Linked DNA regions of Homo sapiens: all the other regions are linked to region 1. The links are chromatin contacts, found by Hi-C or POLR2A ChIA-PET in ENCODE. All regions are on one chromosome and are shown on one strand. Each heading gives the region's core, a stretch centred on a gene start or an enhancer-like site at or near the end of the contact. The rest is flanking DNA. Distances are from core to core; before and after follow the strand shown. Region 1 overlaps PAMR1 (peptidase domain containing associated with muscle regeneration 1). Region 2 overlaps CD44 (CD44 molecule (IN blood group)). Region 3 overlaps CD44 (CD44 molecule (IN blood group)).

Region 1 (4,314 bases), core at 660-3,159:
GTGTTTGTGTCCTCGCTCATTTCCTTGAGCAGTGGTTTGTAGTTCTCTTTAAGAGGTAGTTAATGTCCCTTGTTATCTGTATTCCTAGGTGTTTTGTTCTCTTTGTAGCAATTGTGAATGGGAGTTCATTCATGACTTGGCTCTCTGCTTGTCTATTGTTGATGTATAGGAATGTTTGTGATTTTTGCTCATTGATTTGGTGAATTTTTCATGTCTTCATCCATTATAGTCATCTTTTCCTGTCAATCTTTTAGTGCATTTATTTTAAAGTTATGTAAAAGTTTCTTGTTTGAAAATTTCCATTTCATCACCCATGCTCTATTTCTTTTGACTGGTTGTTCTCTTGAATGTAGATCTTATTTCCTTGCTTGTTCACAACAAGAGATCTATTGTTTCCTTTGATTGCAAACGCCCTCTCCTCTATTAGGCTGGTGGGAGAACTGATCAGGGATGAATCAGTTTGACCCAATCAAGGGTTAAGCTGATTTGGGGCAGGACTGAAGCTATAATCTCACCAGAAGAGCCTTGAAATTCAAACCCCATAAACCTAAGGAAATCTCTCTTTGATTTTCATCTCCTCCTTCCCCCAGCTTCCTGCACTCCTGTGACTACAAGACTGGGAAGCTGTGAGCCCATGAGACTGTGAGACTTTGAGACCACAAGCTTATAAAGCTGCAAGGTGACAACATCCCAAGATCTCCTGCTTCGTAGCCTCATTCCAGCCTCTGCTTGCACAGGCAAATTCCATTTAATAAAATACTTGGTGGAGAGGATTGTCTTTGCCTTGGAGTCTCTTCTAGATTTAAGTTCAACTGGTCAGCCCATAGATTCAAAAGTTTTCCTGTCTTCTCCTCCTCCTTCTCTGGTAGGCCCCTTCCTGCACTTGCCCTGCCCCCAACCGCAGCAGCTGCCTTCAAGTATGAAGCATCCCGAATCTCTTGCTCATCCTGGAAGAATTCACCCCTCTGGAGTTTAAATTCTTTTAGATTTCATATTATGGTTTTAATGAAAACTGTTATTTTCTTTGGTTTAATCTAGTGATTTCTTACTGTTTGAGCAGGAGGGAAGGTCTTTCACATCCTTCTATACCTTCACCAGAAGCTGAGCTATGATTGATGAGTTCTTTAACAACATAAAATCCTCTGCAAAGATTTAAACATGAATTCTCTGTGGTCAAAGAGCTTCAGCACATAAAATATAAAATACTATTTGCCATACAATACTTTGTCTGGTGAAGACTACCTCCTTGTGCCCAGTGTGTATTCTCTAACCTTAAAGGCTTCTCTTTTATTATCTTTCTTCTCTGGCCCTATATTGATTTCTTCCCCTGCCACCCAAAACAACAACTAACAAATAGAGCTCATTTCATGGCTCTGGATTATAAGAATAGCATCCACCATTTATTGAGCACTTACTATATACCAGACTCTATCCACCATTTATTGAGCACTTACTATATACCAGACTCCATATTAAGGGATTTATAGACAGTTCTTCACTTAATCTTCACAAAAACTCTCAAGGCCACTATGAGGATCCCAATTTTGTAAATGAGGAAACTGAGATTCACAAAGATTGGGTAACCTTGCCCAAAGCCAGGAAAGAAACAGAGATTCAAATCCAAGCCCAGGCTGCTAACTGCCACCTAATACCATCCCCAGTTTGAATCGACCTGAGCATTGTTCTTTTTCTGGGAGCATCAGGACACAAAAGTCTGGAGCGAGATGAGGCAGCTTTCAGTAACTCCACCCTAGGCGATTCCGCAGCTCCCCTGGAGGGCAGCCCCGAAAGTCAGTAACACACAGCTTTGTAAGCCTTCTCCCCACTCCCCTTAAGTTTGCTCTTAATCATTCCTACTTATGGCTCAGGAATCGGCCTGCACAAATCCTCTTCCTCTCCGATAACTCACCCTACAAACATTTTTGGGCATGGCTTATGGCCAGTTCCTCTGTTTCTCTGCCTCTGTCCAAAATATGACTAAGAAGATAAATGTATTAAGGACCTATAATCTCTCCCCATAAATCCTCTCATCTGGGTTGCTTTCCTAACCTCCTTAGATGCCCAGTATCCTTCAGGGACTGAAAGGCTGGGATCACTGCCATGCCAGCTAGAAGTGTGGCATTCTGGGTCGCTCTTGGGCCCTCCTGCTGCTCATCTTTTTTGATGGCCAAGGAACTCAGCCTAGGGCCAAGCTAAACCAACACCAGTCCAGTGGTCAGCAGTGGAAGTCAGCAGAGTGGTTCCACTTCAGAACGCAACTTTTGAGTTTAAGAAACCCTAAGAGGAAGCCTTGGTTTCGACTTTGGATATCAGCACCTCTAATAGCCAGCACCCAAATCGCAGTTCCTAAATACAATTTCCCACTATAAGAAACCAGGATGCAGGGAGAAATAGCTTGTTTCAAGACCTGGGCATAGAAAATCAAGGTGAACTTAAAACATTTGAGGGTCAGGGGTAGAATGCAAGTAAGTGCTCAAGGAGAAATGAGGTGCAGCCTGCTTAACGGGCCAAATCTGAAACAATCTAAGCATCAAAAGAAAAATTATGATAACACTATGAAACAGAAAAAAATTAAAATTCATGAGTCTTAAAGTGCAGAAAAAGAGAGAGAGAGCCAGATGTTGGAGAATGATAAAAAGTGGCAAATCCTGGAAAGGAGCATATGGATGTATACTATTCTTTCAACTCTCTGTAGAATTGAAGGTTTTACATTAAAGAGTGGAGAAAGGTAGAAAGAACAGCTCTTTTTTTAATGGCGATAAAGTGCCAGTAGCTCTTAGTCTGGATATTCTGAGATTACTAAACCAATCTTTCCTGGGCAGAAAGATGTGAATAAGTTCTCTCCTGGGCTCAATAGCCTCAGGCCGTTTGCCCATCCTCCTGGATAATACAACCTGCCAATGGTTATGCATGAATCAATTCCATAATGAATTTTAAGGTTGTCATTAGTTAGGTTAGTAATATAAACATTGTCAAGGACAGTGAGCAAATAAAGGTGCTACTGCATCTGTTCAGTGCCAGATGCTCTCTAACCCACATATAAAACAGCTCTGATCCTTCTGGCACTTGCCCGCCACTCCTCCCTCCTTCTAAGGCTCTGTATGGTACTCAGGAAAAAAAAATGCCCAGGCTCTTCAGAGACACTCAGAAGGAAGCGCCTTCAGGATAACGTTGTCTGAAAGGATCGCTTGGGCGCCATCTAGTGGGAAAATGCTTGCACTGCCATGGGGCTCCGGCGCTGTGTCCCAGCCATATGTAGGCGACCCTTAACGTAGGCAGGCAGCATAGTGCTCAGCACCAGGCAGGCATTCAACAAAGAGTGAAATGAATTACTTCTTCCTATGAATTCCCTACACATTTATTTAGTGCCAGTATGAGGTGAGGGTGATAAGAACCTAATAACATCATATTGATGTCTTCTTATGGTCAAGCACTGTTTTCACAGATGGATTGTAAACTCATTGCGGAATCATTGTGTTCCCTGGTGACCAGCCCAGTGCTCCATAAGAAATGCTCCATCAGTGCTCATGGCAGTGGTAACATACACTGTGTGGAATGAGGCTCTCAGAACAAGCATAACGTAATTGAACAAGCAAAACTGAACCAACACAGATCGGATAGAATCTGACCATTAGTTTGTTTTTTCAATTTCATAGCATTGACCACATTCTATTTTTTTAACTTTAAAAAAAATCTCCTCTCTAAAGCGCAAGCTCTAAGATGTCAGAGACCATGCCCGTCTGGCTTATCATTGTACATCCAGCACCTAGAAGCATCCATTCAAGAAATATCTTTTGACTGGATGGGTAGATTAATGCACGAAGGTGTGAGCTCTCTGTTCTGCCTGCCTAGGTGATAGACTGGTTGCTCTGAGCCAGTTCTGCTGTCCTTGAGAAAGCCTGGACCCTCAAATGGACACAATCACCAGCCCAATCAATGAGGCTCCATAAACAGCGTCTTACACCAAGGTGCAACCCAAGATTTGACCAGTAGGTGCTATTTAAAAAGACACATGCTCAGGATTTCTGAATATTAATATTTTCTGTTTCATAACATTTGGGTGACTGCTATCCTTGTTTTGTTACCATTTGCTGTATTGACTTCTTGCATGCAAATATTCTTTCCTTCCTGTCCCCTGCACCCTGAACAAACCCCCTTACTCACATGGAGCGACTGAAGTATTGTTTAGAAATATTTATCCACCCCTCTTCCTTTGGGATGGCATATACTTCCCTACTTCACTCATTGGGAACTTAGCCATGTGACTTCTTTTGGCCAGTGGAATATGGGTGAGTGTGATGTGCGCAGAGGCCT
Region 2 (4,314 bases), core at 1,082-3,581, 300 kb before region 1:
TTGCACGGCATTAAATGTCATTGAATGGGATATTATGAAATTCCCATCTTAGCCATTTAGGTCAATATCCTGTTGTTTTTCTCTTACAGGTATGGGTTCATAGAAGGGCACGTGGTGATTCCCCGGATCCACCCCAACTCCATCTGTGCAGCAAACAACACAGGGGTGTACATCCTCACATCCAACACCTCCCAGTATGACACATATTGCTTCAATGCTTCAGGTTGGTTCTCAGGGGGGTGTCTGTTGGCGTGAAAGGCTGTGGGAGCCTGGTCTTTGGAGCTCAGCTTAAGTGGGGATTCATGTAGCCTCCATTTACATAACAAATGCTCACTGAATATCTGTACAGCAGAGCCAACATTCCTGTCTCCATGGAGCTTACATGCTAAATTGGGGAGGCAAACAATAAACAAATAAATATTAAATACCATTCAGGACTGTCCAATCTTTTGGCTTCCCTAGGTCACATTGGGAGAAGAATTGTCTTGGGCCCCACATAAATTACACTAAAACTAAGAGTAGCTGATAAGCTAAAACACAAACAAAAATCACACAAAAAAAATCTCATAATGTTTTAAGAAAGTTTACGGGTTTGTGTTGGACCACATTCAAAGTCATCCTGGACCACACAAGGCCTGTGAGCCGCAGGTTGGACAAGCTTGCCCTATATGAAGTCTGAAAGTGATAAAAGTGCTATAAAAAAGAAAGCAAAATACGAGGCTAATGAGTGCTAGGGATGCTTTTATTTTCTGAGAAGGTGGTCAGGGAAAGTGCCTCCTGGACTGTTCTGAGAATATCAGTGCTCAGAAGGGAGAATGCCAAGGAATAAAGTCAGAGAGCTAAGCAAGGGCCAGCTAACGGGGTGATTCATTCTCAGTGTGATGGGAAGTCATTACAGGTTTTGAATAAGGGAGTGACATGAATCTAATGATAGCTTTGGGGTGTAAGTCAAATGTCTTAGCTGAGAGGTATTTATTATATGAGAGGGCTGGAAAAAAGCCTTGGAGAGTATATGGTATGCCTTTGACCTTCTTAAATATCCCTTACCCAACAGTTGAAAGAACCAGAGAAGAAGAAACCTAAGTTAAGATGTAGATGCTAGGACACAGGCCAGCCTTTCTCTATGTCTTTGTGACTTTCTCCCAACCATTAACCTAGAAAATCAGGCTTATGAGCCTTATTCAAGTCCTAGCAAAATTAAAGAATTCTATGCATCATGAATTTTCAGAATTTTTTGAGAAGGATCAAAATATAAATGTCAAATATCTCGATGCCAACTATCAAAAGTCTTACCTCTTAAACTGGGCCTTCTGTTCCCATGGAAGGTTTGAAGTTGGGTGAAGGGAAAGATGAAGCCTTGAGGTAAACTTGGTACATCTTGCTGGAGTGTCAGTTTTCCCTAAAGATGTGAAGGGGATGTTAAATTAGCTGGAAAGGGACTTAAGACATTATCAGCCTGAGACAAACACAGATATATACATATACATATATATATATTTATATATATATTTATTTATATATATTTATAAATATTTATTTATATTTATATATTTATATTCATTTATATAAATTTATATTTATATATTTATATTTATTTATATAAATTTATATATAAATTATATTTATATATTTAAATATATATTATAAATATATAAAAATTATATTTATATATAAATTTATATATATATATTATATATAATTCTATATATAATATAATATATAATATATATTATATATTATATTATATATAAATTATATATAATATATATAAATTTTATATATATAAATATTATATATTATATATAAATTTATATTTATATATATGTATATATGTATATATAAATATATACACATTTATATATATAAAATCAAGATATCACAGATATATATACCATATACATCAAATATAAATATACATATACCATATATATGGTAGTAAAATATAAAAAGCTGCATGGATTTTTAAACTATAAAAAGGACATCAACTTAATTATGAGATCTTTCTTCTACTCACTACTAAAAAAAACCCAAAAATTAAAATTAATTGTGAGATTACATCAGTGGCTTTAGTCTACACCACCTACCCTTTGTTGTGTGAACAGTAGGGATCAGAGTGGAAATTCAGAGAAGAAATCTAGAGTTTAGGACAAAGTATCAGGGCTGGCTAGTTGAAATGGAGTGCGTGAAGCCAGTAGATTTTGACAAAAATTTACAGGTCACTGAATCTATCGAGAGACATACGAAACAGGAACAGAAAACTGTAGAATGTTTACTCCTCCCTGTTATATGAGTGAAGAACACAAATGGAGTTTGACTAAAGGGAAGGGAGTCCAATTAACACTAAGTAGTACACGACTCATACATACTCAGTTCCCATACCCATGTCTAGCATGTCGTTCTAATGATATTATAATGAGAAAACCACATATAAAAAAGTAAGAAATAGACATAGAGCAACATGTGGTCTAGCTAGCTCCATCTCAGTGCAACAGGTCAGAGGGAGACATTGGGAAAAGCTTGTGCTTTAGATGAAGAGGTTGACTCATTGGGAAAGGGCTGGCATGAGGCTATACACTCCTGAGTCTCTGGGCACTGCTTATTGCATCTCCCATTGAGTCTTGCTGAGTGAATGTATGCAATAAATTATGTAGTTGCATACCCACATTGTCTTACCTGTTTTGCAAGTTGGTTTCACTTGCTAAAAGGAACCTCAACTCAGATAGAAGCTCACACTGTTTTATTGCCTGGCATCGAAGCCATCTAGGCAGGCTGCGACTGAGACTTGTTTCTATCCTTAATTTTGTTCATGAGGTTGGGCCCATACCTGGAGTTGGGAGCAAGAGCATTGATTAATTTTCTTCTCTTTGGAGGGTTAGTTCAGTTGAAAAGCTTGAGAAGTACAGGGGGTATGTTCCTTACTAAAATGGATGAATTAAATAATAAAGCTAGAAGTAATATTTTTCCTTTTGTCTATTTTCCAAATTGACTCGATATTGATGGCTACTTTTGTAAGTTTTTATTTAAGTTTAAAGGGAATATTTATTGATCACCTCTATGTGCTCAGTACTGCACTAGGCAGAGATGGAGTAAGAAAGAACTGGAGGCTACATTTCTTGTCTTAAAGGAGTTAACAATCTTGTTGAAGCAATGAGACAAAAAAAAAAAAAGAAAGAAACTGGAGAAGAGGATAAATGTGTTTAAGGATAAATAAATTCTGAATGTCTTGGATTAGAGTCAGATGATAGGGGTATTAAGTGAGCTAAAGATTTTGATAAACTGCCCTATGCAAAGATTTCATTGCAAGGATCCCTGAATCTAATTTAGCCTGAAAGCTGCTAGCAGGTGGTCATGTCCCAGTGCTGTGATCCCCCCCATAAAACGGCTACAGGGATAAAAGTCAGCTTGATCTTAGTAGATAGCTTCCATAAGCTTAAGTTTTAGCAGTATTTTTAGAAAACATGGCCTGTGGCTAACAAATGAAAATAAGGCAGAACTTGAAAAGGCCTTTGTGATTTTTTTTCCCTCATTTTCAGTGGTTGAGGCCCAACGTGAGCCTGGTGACTTCTGTGTGAACACAGAACTGACTTGAATTGATTCATTTATTAAGCTTGCTTTCAGTCAAGTGCCTCATTTTCTTTTGAGGGTAGAATTAAAGGGAAGATTCTACATGTACTTGTTTATCCATTTCCTCCTTTATTCAACAACTATTTGAGAATATTTATGAGATACCTAAAATGTATCAAGCATTGAAGAGGGTGCCTTTCTATCTGGCAACCAGAGATTAGTGGTTAGACTGAATAATTAATGTTTCTCTTGGTTATTTTGGTGTGTTGAAGCCAAGGTTTATGAGAAAGCCCACCTCAGAGAATTTCTAACAAGTCCTCAGATTCAGGAACACCTCACCAGGTCTAGCTTTCCAAGCAGTACAGAGCTCATTAAATGGAAAGAAAGGCTATCTAATAAGGCCCTGGAATCCGACATGAGAGCATGAGTCTGTTAATTGCACATTTGGGTCAATCCACTAAGCATATTTGCCAGATTTGATGTTCTTTATAAAAGTTAAGGTGAATTGGAGCATGAAGGGGGTCCATGTGAACAAATGCTCTAATAATTTACAAAACTGTCTTAGGGTTTGTGACATCATGCTCCATTCTATTACAACTTGCTGCCTGGAAATTCCCAGTGTACTGTTACTTGCAGTTATATTTGAAGTTAGGGGAGATTGTTTCATCCCTGGCATCAAGAAGCCATAATCCAAAGCCTGGTTCCAGGTATGCACAACATACAAATATCAGAAGCATCTCATAGGTTGCG
Region 3 (4,314 bases), core at 1,815-4,314, 260 kb before region 1:
TTTCTGTGATGATGGAAATATTCTATACCTCCACTGTCCAATATATAACTACTAGCCACAACTGAGCACTTGAACTATGGCTAGTTCAACTGAGGAAGTGAATTTTTAATTTCATTTCATTGTAATTAGTTTAAATTCAAATAGCCAAATGTGGCTGGTGGCTACCATATTGGATGGCACAGCTCTAAAACAGTGCAAAATAAATCCCTAAATATCGTTAAGGATTGTCAGGTAGAAGAGTCATGAGATCAGTTGCCAAGTTACCCACCTAAATCTTTTAAGATAAATTCTGCCATGCCATAAAAGTATGTTACCTGGCTTCTAAACCCCAGCCAGCCTGCCCTCTCTTTCCTGGTGAGGTCTCAGTCTGCCTCCTTCCACACTGTGTGATTGCTGTGTGCTCAGCTAATGCCTGAGATTTAAGGGAAGAGGAGATAAAGGTAAGACACAGATCCATGAGGATCTCTGATCTTCAGAGTCAGAAGATCCAAGCTGTGGCTGGGCGCGGGGGCTCACACCTGTAATCCCAGCACTTTGGGAGGCTGAGGCAGGCAGATCATTTGAGGTCAGGAGTTTGAGACCAGCGTGGCCAACATGGAGAAACCCTACCTCTACTAAAAACACAAAAATTAGCCAGGTGTGGTGGCGGGTGCCTGTAATCCCAGCTACTTGGGTGGCTGAGGCAGGAGAATTTCTTGAACCCAGGAGGCAGAGGTTGCAGTGAGCCGAGATAGTGCCATTGCACCCCAGCCTGGTTGATGAAGTGAGACTTTGTAAAAAACAAAACAAAACAAACAAACAAACAAACAAACAAAAACAGAAAATCCAAGCTGTGATTCTTGCAGTGCAGTGCCATAACAAGCTGTGAAACTTTGGACAATACTTCTTGGACTTGGTGTCCAGTTTACATAATGAAGAAGCTGGGCTAGATGATCTCTGAAGCCCCTTAAGGTCTAGTGCTCCTTCTTAAATTCTTATAACTAGGAATAACTTAAAAATTAGAATTTGTCTCTTAAAAGCACTTATTAGACGCCTAGAGCACTGAATATTGGAATGAGTTATTTATGAGAATCATCCTACCCTCCTGAAACTACTCAGACAGATAGAAACACATAAATCCAAAGGGAAATGCAGGCCAACCAAAAACCAAGCACAATATTCCTGTGTCCTATAGGTCAAATGTTATCCACTGTCAAGATCAGCTTCGTTTAGATTAACAACATTAATCCCCACCCACTCCCATGCACAGACATATTTTTTATGCTCATAAATCACTTTCCCACAATATTTCATTCCATCCCTCAACCACCCATTGGTTAGGGAAATGGGAATTACTTTAACTAGACAACTTTCCTCCAAAGAACACAGGGGCCAGGGAATTGGAAGTAACACAAGCAGTATTCTACCTTGAGCCTTTTAAATCCTCTTCATAGTAAATAATAACGAGGTAGGTGGAGGCAGCCAGGAGAAACAAGCAAAATTCATTTCATATGGCTTTTGTTATATTAACAATTATAGATAGCACTTGAAAGCTTACTGTGCTCCAGATACTGTTCTAAGTGTTAACCCAAACCTTAGTTTCCTTACCCCGCATAAGAGCAAGAATAACAATTATTTCCTTACCCCTCATAAGAGCAAGAATAATAACAATAGACTCATTTATTTAGTGACAGTCTCTGTTTCAAGGGCTTTTCACAATCCTATGATATTGCTACTCTTAGTAACCTGGTATTATTGATGCAAAACTGAGGCTCAGAGAGGTTAAGTGAGTTGCCCCAGGTCACATAGCAGTAAGTTCTCAAAACCAGGCCTTCCGAGCCCCTTTTCTTCTTTCTTTTTTCCTTTTTTTTTTTTTTTTTTTTTTGAGACGGAGTCTTACTGTGTCACCCAGGCTGGAGTGCGGTGATGCAATCTCAGCTTACTGCAACCTCCACCTCCCAGGTTCAAGCAATTCTCCTGCTTCAGTCTCCTGAGTAGTTGGGATTCAGCCACGCACCACCATGCCCCCATGACCGGCTAATTTTTGTATTTTTGGTAGAGATGGGGTTTCACCATGTTGGCCAGCTGGTCTCGAACTCCTGACCTCAAGTGATCCTTCTGCCTCAGCCTCCCAAGTGTTGGGATTACAGGCATGAGCCATTGTGCCTGGTCTCTTTTTCTTTTTTGAAACAGGGTCTCACTCTGTCACCCAGGCTGGAATGCAGTGGCACAAACACAGCTCACTGCAGCCTCGACTTCCTGGGCTCAAGTAATTCTCCCACCTCAGCCCCCAAAGTAACTAAGACTACAGGCACATGCCACCACAGCCGGCTTATCTTTGTATTTTGAATACAGACTGGGTTTTACCATGTTGCCCAGGCTGGTCACAATCTCCTGGGCTCAAGTGATCCACCCGCCTTGGCCTCCCAAAGTGCTGGGATTACAGGAGTGAACCACTGCACCTGGCCTCCAAGGCCCTTTTCTTGACCATGCATCCTGCTGGACTCCATCTGTATTCCTGGTCCCCATGAATCTGTTTCACAGTTCAAGCATCCTTCCCCCAACCCCTCATCAAGCCTTATGCTAGAGGAGACAGGATCTACCTCCTGTTGAGGAGGTATAATTTTTATTTCCCCAAACAAGAGCTTAAAGTTTATGGCCTTGGCAGTCCTACAGGGAATGGTCCATGATCATGAATAATAGAGGCTTTGTCACTATTACTCCAAATATCCAGAGGCAAAGTGAACAATTCTGACTTCATACTGTTTCCAAATCTCCAGAGGGCTGGCAGCATTGACAGAGCCAGGCAGAGCCCAGGCTTTGGTCATAAAGGCCTGGATTTGAATATTGGCTCTGTCATTCTTACTTTCTGTGTGACCTCGAGCAAGTTATTAAACCTCTTTTGGCCTCAGTTTCCATTGCTGTATTATGGGAACAATAGCTGCTTTGAAAGAGTGTTGTAAGAATTACAGAAAATTACATGTAAAATGTCTGGTATTCAGGAGGTAATCTGCTTCCCTGAATCCCCATCTTGCTTGTAGTTGTGAAGCTATGCAACTTTCCTTCCTCTAAGCATAGTCTGACTCGTATATGTGTAGTAGTGATATGTTACAGGAAAGAGGAAGCATTGCATTAGGCTGGGTGGGGTGAAGCAATGGACAGTAACCAGGGAAAAGATCAAGGTCGTACTCTTCCATAGCAACTTTCTTTTGCGTTTGGGTCTTAAGTAATGTTTGAGAAACCTTAAATTAACGAGAATAATTTGTCTTATGTTATTAAACTTCCTATATCAGGGTTGTATGAGTTAGCCAATGTTAGGAAAACATCACTATGGCCTTATACCTCTAGAAAAATGTTGTTTTATTCTTCTCGATACATTCAGTAATAATGCTGACAAGGCCGACAAAGTGTTGACTGGGAGAGGAAGTTATGGGACTTTCTGGAATATACAAATCAGAATGATTTACAATCATCATGTTGATGGTTTATCTAAATCTGCAGAAACTGCTAAAATGCTTAAAAGAGGCAAACATTTCCATTGTGAAGTAAGATAGAAAGAGAATCAGAACTTGAGAGTCAGACAGACCAGGGTTTGAATCCTCTTTCTTACTTGCTGAGTTACTTGGGGGAAGTTACTGAATTTTCTGATCCCCAAGGTTTCTTCACTTGGAATATAGAGAATATAATAATAACACCGGCTTCCTGGAGTCTTAGTTGCTGGTTTGCAAACTTGACTGTGCAGAGAAGCCCCTGAGGGGTTGCAAATTTGACTGTGCAGAGAAGCCACAGATCCTGGGCTCCAACTCTAGAGTTTTCTGATTCAGCAGGTTTGGGGTGGGGCTGAGAATTTGTATTTCTAACAGGTTCCAAGATGATGCTTTTGCTGCTGGTCCAGGGACCTCACTTTGAGGAGTGCTGGTTGTTATGAGTCTGGTTGTTAAGTGCTGGTTGTTAGTTGTTAAAGTAGAGAAAACCCCTAGCACAGTGCTTGGCACACACTAAAGCCATCATAAACCATAGTGATCATCAATGATGGTGCTCAGTAAGGATGATGATCTGATGCCTGAGTCACTGCAATCTTTCTGATATGGTACATTTTTTAAATTATTAGGTGTGGGCAGAAGAAAAAGCTAGTGATCAACAGTGGCAATGGAGCTGTGGAGGACAGAAAGCCAAGTGGACTCAACGGAGAGGCCAGCAAGTCTCAGGAAATGGTGCATTTGGTGAACAAGGAGTCGTCAGAAACTCCAGACCAGTTTATGACAGCTGATGAGACAAGGAACCTGCAGAATGTGGACATGAAGATTGGGGTGTAACACCTACACCATTATCTTG

The links. A loop is a pair of places that touch in the nucleus more often than their neighbours do. ChIA-PET counts read pairs that join two places held with the same protein, here RNA polymerase II (POLR2A). Pooled maps may share reads with other maps.
Region 2: a loop to region 1 is called in a map of chondrocyte, with 2.1 times the contacts of the local background. The contact joins two enhancer-like sites. A Hi-C loop is called at or near these places in 1 of 168 maps with a recorded cell type or tissue (chondrocyte) and 3 of 50 pooled maps. POLR2A ChIA-PET finds 5 or more read pairs at or near these places in 1 of 52 experiments (AG04449).
Region 3: a map of naive thymus-derived CD4-positive, alpha-beta T cell shows a loop between it and region 1 (5-fold over the local background). The contact joins two enhancer-like sites. A Hi-C loop is called at or near these places in 2 of 168 maps with a recorded cell type or tissue (IMR-90 and naive thymus-derived CD4-positive, alpha-beta T cell), 1 of 37 single-sample maps with no recorded cell type and 5 of 50 pooled maps.

Annotation. Positions count from the first base shown.
Region 1 is chr11:35,482,687-35,487,000 of GRCh38, forward strand. All of the region lies in intron 3 of PAMR1 (peptidase domain containing associated with muscle regeneration 1), which reads right to left. Among named protein-coding and RNA genes, the nearest start is that of PAMR1, 41 kb to the right of the region's middle. RefSeq lists a silencer at 3,253-3,302. Within about 2 kb of position 1,910, at least 2 of the 41 ENCODE cell types and tissues checked have a DNase peak (open chromatin) inside an H3K27ac peak, as active enhancers do.
Region 2 is chr11:35,180,185-35,184,498 of GRCh38, forward strand. It overlaps CD44 (CD44 molecule (IN blood group)), which reads left to right. Exons shown (of 18, transcript NM_000610.4): 3 at 90-223. Among named protein-coding and RNA genes, the nearest start is that of SNORD164, 19 kb to the left of the region's middle. Within about 2 kb of position 2,332, at least 3 of the 41 ENCODE cell types and tissues checked have a DNase peak (open chromatin) inside an H3K27ac peak, as active enhancers do.
Region 3 is chr11:35,225,039-35,229,352 of GRCh38, forward strand. It overlaps CD44 (CD44 molecule (IN blood group)), which reads left to right. Exons shown (of 18, transcript NM_000610.4): 18 at 4,091-4,314. The coding sequence ends at 4,295. Among named protein-coding and RNA genes, the nearest start is that of CD44-AS1, 12 kb to the left of the region's middle. Within about 2 kb of position 3,065, at least 3 of the 41 ENCODE cell types and tissues checked have a DNase peak (open chromatin) inside an H3K27ac peak, as active enhancers do.